2 separate regions of the Homo sapiens genome follow, and region 2 is linked to region 1. A link is an interaction called in ENCODE POLR2A ChIA-PET data of the cell type or tissue named here. Cell type or tissue: IMR-90. All regions are shown on one strand. Each heading gives the region's core, and the rest is flanking DNA. Links, peaks and the distances in the headings are about the cores only.

The links. Peaks named below come from ENCODE experiments on the same cell type or tissue, not always from the same donor. Only the 100,000 strongest peaks of a DNase experiment are listed, where the experiment ranks them.
Region 2: POLR2A ChIA-PET joins it to region 1 with 7 read pairs; 4 of 35 experiments call an interaction of 5 or more read pairs at or near these places.

Annotation. Positions count from the first base shown.
Region 1 is chr13:41,187,196-41,190,016 of GRCh38, reverse strand. It overlaps KBTBD7 (kelch repeat and BTB domain containing 7), which reads left to right. Exons shown (of 1, transcript NM_032138.7): 1 at 1-183. All of the region lies in intron 3 of KBTBD6-DT (KBTBD6 divergent transcript), which reads right to left. Among named protein-coding and RNA genes, the nearest start is that of KBTBD7, 6.0 kb to the left of the region's middle. In IMR-90, for the core only: no CTCF peak of the experiment used is centred there; a DNase peak (open chromatin) is centred at 1,226; H3K27ac peaks cover 1,946 bases.
Region 2 is chr13:41,113,299-41,116,119 of GRCh38, reverse strand. No RefSeq gene overlaps it. Among named protein-coding and RNA genes, the nearest start is that of MIR3168, 14 kb to the right of the region's middle. In IMR-90, for the core only: no CTCF peak of the experiment used is centred there; no DNase peak of the experiment used is centred there.

The sequences.
Region 1 (2,821 bases), core at 128-2,627:
CTTAACCTTTGAGTTAAAACCTAGTCTAAATAGTGGGAATGTCTTGGTTTACAGTAAGGTTTTCTTGGGAAGGATCTTGGTTTTGTGATCTATTTGTGAATTAAGGAGTAGATGTTAACCATTATTTTATAGATAAGTGATTTGTACATGGTTAGTTATAAATAAAACTGGTACTAGAACCCAGGTTTCCTGACTTTCTAATTCAATGGTTCTGCTAAATGTACAAAATTCTTGCTGTGCAGTGAACTAGCAGTGTTGAAATATCTTCATGACAAGAACCCTTTTCTAAGTTTTCCAATTAATCAGCACATCGTTTAGCAAATGCTTTCTATAATGTCATTTGTAGGACTGCCATTGGTAAGATTTAGTTTTATTTCATGTTTTTAAATTCAACAGTAAGTAATACTGGTGTTTTCAAAAAGGTAAAATAGAAGACTAATTTAGCAAATAACTTGTTTAAATTTAGTTTTAGGATTAAGTTATAATAGCCCCTCATATCTCCTCTAGTTGAGCAGTGTTGTTCTGTTTTGGTGCCTGGATCTTAATAGAGAATATGATGAAAACTTTTGACCCATTCTTCAGGAAAATTCATATGTTCATAATTTCATAATTTTAAGGGTATAATGACATTTCTGAAGTTCATCCACACACCCAGGGTAAAAACTCTTGTGACAAGGTCTCAAGAACATATCTACAAAAAGAAATTTGCATTTTTCACAAGACACATAGCTCAAATGTTTGTAGGGTGAAAGAGTAATTCCCAAAATAGGGCGAAAGAAATAATATACGTCCAGGCGTGGTGGCTCACGCCTGTAATCCCAGCACTTTGGGAGGCCAAGGTGGGCAGATCACGAGGTCAAGAGATCAAGACCATCCTGGCCAACATGGTGAAACCCCGTCTCTACTAAAAATACAAAAATTAGCAGGGCATGGTGGCGTGCGCCCATAGTCCCAGCTACTCGGGAGGCTAAGGCAGGAGAATCGCTTGAACCCGGGAGGCAGAGGTTGCAGTGAGCCGAGATCGTGCCACTGCACTCCAGCCTGGCGACAGAGCGAGACTCCATCTCCAAAAAAAAAAACAAAAAAAACACAAATAAAAAAAGAAATAATATACATTCACCATCAGAAAGAAATGTGAAAAATTAGTACCTCAGAATGAAGGCAAAGTTGACATTTCTGAAATTCTAATTTCCTCATGATGAGTAATGCAAGAATGAGTAACGAAATGTAAACTATTCAAAGGATAAAGTGCACTAGTGTATATGAAAGCTTTGAAACTTACGTGTTATACAAATGTAAGTGATAACGATTATTGTCCAAGAAGGCTATGTATATATTAGGATTTAAAGCAAAATACGTGGTTCAGATGTTTCAAACTACTGGCACCATGGCTCATTACTAGAAATATATCTTAGTAGCAAAAGTTCATTGTCTCTTCATAAATAGGAAAACAAATGGTTGGAAAAGTGCATCTACCTGAAAGGGATCTATAGTAAATGTAGTCAAAAAATATAATCAATTTTTTAAACCCTGCTCATTAAACCAGGAACCAGTGCTTTGCCTGATGTTATTTTTACCAATTTGTGCTGAAGTGAAAAACTATAAAACACAATGAATGAGCTGTAAGATAAAAATTATTCTATTTGTTTTATTGTTCATAAATTGGAAATGTAAAAATGTTTCAGCCTTATATCAGTCCCCTAAACACTAAAAGAAAATTGACTGGTCTTTGAAATCCAAAAATCTGATCACCAGAATGTAAATATCCTTTCATCAAATCTCTACTTCCCATATCTATTTGAAACTTCAACACTGTTTCATCTTTACAACTAATTTTAAAAGAATATTTGTTACAGCAAATATAATAAAGCAGAAAGTATTAGGAGGCAAAATTATAGAAAAGGTGACTAGCAATCCCAAGAGAATTAATTGATAATCTATTTGAGAACCATAGAGTTGATTAGATACAAGACAGTTTTTAAATGAAAAATAACAACAAAAAGGTACCATTCAGAGAAGTTGCCAAATTTTAGAGGAGTACCTTATAGGCAATAGGTTTTATGCCCTTTTCTTAACTCTGGGCTATTTTGTCACCTAGACCTTTGCCAACAGCTTCTGTTTCTCACTTTACCCTTGTGGATTCAACATGGTCCAAGGCACAGGGCAGGCAGGGAACAGATATTGTTGCATATTATTCCTCCATATCTGAGACATTTTCTCCTACTCTGTGGGGAGTCTCTCCAATGGAGAGATGGGGTTTCACCGTGTTAGCCAGGCTGGTCTCGAACTCCTAACCTCGTAATCCATCCACCTTGGCCTCCCAAAGTGCTGGGATTACAGGTGTGAGCCACCGCACCCAGCCAGACCCACCATATTTTAAGAATATTCTTTTAGGGACAAATTATTCGTTAATTTTGGGGAACCTAGCAAATAGCAATGGTTCTCACCTCAAGGCACAGCCTGATCCAGAGTGTCAATGTCTTCAAGGCTTTATTAGTACAGAGAATATGTCATAGGATGAGGTTTTCTCTCACTTTATACATTAGTTAGCACATAAGTTGGTTGTATGCAAGAGAGACCTTATAGATCTTTAAAAGGATTTCTCATATAACAGTCCAATCTTTTATGTGGATCCTGAGCTACAAAGTTATCTGAGACCCAGGCTTGTTGTCTTCCTGTTCTACTGCCCTTGGGGTGTTACCCTGTTTCACATGGTCCAAGGTGGTTCACCCTCATGTCCATATTCCAGCCATCAGGATGGGATGTTGGAAGGGCATGACCCTGTTCTGTAAGGGAAATTGTACATATCACTTCTGGTCAC
Region 2 (2,821 bases), core at 160-2,659, 74 kb after region 1:
ATGTAGGTAGAATTCAGAGGGCTCATGAACTTTGTTGAGAAAAAATATATATTTATTTTCACTAATCTATAACTAAAACTTAGTATTTCCTTTTTATGAATGTAAGCAATAAGCCACAATAATATTAGCACTACCTGTAACTTTACTAACAATAGAAATTATAAATATTTCAAGTCTGGGCACAGTGGCTCACACCTGTAATCCCAGCACTGTGGGAGGCCGAGGCAGGCGGATCACTTGAGGTCAGGAGTTCAAGACAAGCCTGGCCAACATGGTGAAACCACATCTCCACTAAAAATACAAAAATTAGCTGGGTGTGGTGGCAGGTGCCTGTAGCACCCCACCCTACTTGGGGAGCTGAGGCAGGATAATTGTTTGAATCTGGGAGGTGGAGGCAGAGGCTGTAGTGAGCCAAGATCAAGCCACTGCACTCCAGCCTGGGTGAGAGTACGACTCCATCTCAAAAAAAAGAAAGAAATTGTAAATATTTTATATCATGTTGCAGTTGTTGCAAATATCTCAAATTATCATTTATATTCATTGGTTCTCTGAAATATGGTAGTTATTGATAAGACCTACTGCTAGATCTAGATCTTCTTATGTATAAAGAAGCACATATAATATTATCTTTTTTTTTTTTTTTGGGACAGAGTTTCGCTCTTGTTGCCCAGGCTGGAGTGCAATGACGCGATCTTGGCTCATTGCAACCTCCACCTCCCAGGTTCAAGCGATTCTCCTGGCTCAGCCTCCCTAGTAGCTGGGATTACAAGCGCCCACCACAACGTCCAGCTAATATTTTGTATTTTTAGTACAGATGGGGTTTCACCACGTTGGCCAGGCTGGTCTCGAACTCCTGACCTCAGGTGATCCACCCGCCTCAGCCTCCCAAAGTGCTGGGATTACAGGCATGTAATCCCATGAGCCACCACGCCTGGCTCAATACTATCTTATGCTTTTAAAATATTTTAGGCTTGGCGCAGTGGCTCATGTCTATAATCCCAGCACTTTGGGAGGCTGAGGTGGGCAGATCAACTGAGGTCAGGAGTTCGAGACCAGCTTGGCCAACATGGTGAAACCCCATCTCTACTAAAAAAAAAATATTAAAAAAATTAGCCAGGCCTGGTGGCTGGCACCTATAATCCCAGCTACTCGGGAGGCTGAGGCAGGAGAATTGCTTGGAGGCAGAGGTTGCAGTGAGCCCAGATCGCGCCATTGCACTCCAGCCAGGGCAACAGAGTGAGACTCCATCTCAAAAAAAAAACTTCTTTTTTGAAAACTGTATTTTAAAATAATTGGATTTGTTTGTAATCCTATGTATTTTTAATAGCTTTATTGAGATACAATTGACATATCATGGCTGGACGCGGTGGCTCATGCCTGTAATCCCAGCACTTTGGGAGGCCGAGGCGGGCAGATCACGAGGTCAGGAGATCAAGACCATCCTGGCTAACACAGTGAAACCTCGTCTCTACTAAAAATACAAAAAAATTAGCTGTGCGTGGTGGCGTGCCTCTGTAGTCCCAGCTACTTGGGAGGCTGAGGCAGGACAATGGCGTGAACCCGGGAGGCAGAACTTGCAGTGAGCCAAGATCGCACCACTGCACTCCAGCCTGGGCGACAGAGCGAGACTCCGTCTCAAAAAAAAAAAAAAAAAAAAAATTGACTTATCATATAATTCCCTATTTAAAGTATATAGTTTAATGTTTCGTATATTCACAGAGTTGTACAATCATTATGACAATTAAACATTATTTTTCATCACTCCCAAAGAAACCCTGTATGCATTAGCAGTCACCTCCCATTTCTTCTCAGCTTCACCCCCTCCCTCAGACTGAGGCAACCACTAATCTACTCTGTCTCTATAGATATTTTATATAAACTGAATTATAGAATATGATACAATATATGATCTTTCGTATCTGGCTTCTTTTACTTAGCATAATATTTTCAAGGTTCATCTATGCTTTGGCATGTATCAATATTTCATTCCTTTGTATGGTCTAATATTCCATTGCATGGATATACCATATTTAACTTACACATCTTCGTTTGGTGGAAATGAAGGAAACCCTAACCCCAGTACAAATGTGACTGTATTAGGAGATACTTTTAAGGAGGTAATTAAGTTAAAATGAAGCCAGTAGGGTGTCTTTATAAGAAGAGGAGGCCCGGTCATGGTGGCTCACGCCTGTAATCCCAGCACTTTGGGAGGAGTTCAAGACCAACTGGCCAACATGGTGAAACCCCATCTCTACTAAAAACACAAAAATTAGCTGGGTGTGTTGGTGGGCGCCTGTAATCCCAGCTACTCAGGAAGCTGAGGCAGAATTGCTTGAACTGGCGGAGCAGCGGTTGCAGTGAGCAGTGCGCCGCTTCACTCCAGCCTGGGCGAAAGAGGGAGACCCCGTTTCAAAAAAAAAAAAAGAAAAAAAGTAGAGGAGATTAGGACACACAAGAAACACCAGGAATGCACTGGCACAGAGGAAAGGCCATGTGAGGACACAGAGAGAAGGTGGCCATCTGCAAGCCAAGGAGAAAGGCCTCAGAGGAAAACACACCTGCTGGTACCTTGGTCTTGGTATTCCAGCTTCCAGAACTGTGAGGAAATAACTTTCTGTTATTTAGGCCATCCAGTCTGTGACGTTTTGTTATGGCAGGTCCAGCTGACTAATACACCGTGCATTTTTACTTTCTTTATTGTGTTCTTTGAAGCACAAACGTTTTTTATTTTGATGAAGTCCAATATATTTTGCTTTCATTGTTTGTGCTTTTGGTGTCATGCCTCTCCTTTTTAAATTTTAATTTTTTTTCTTTTTTATGA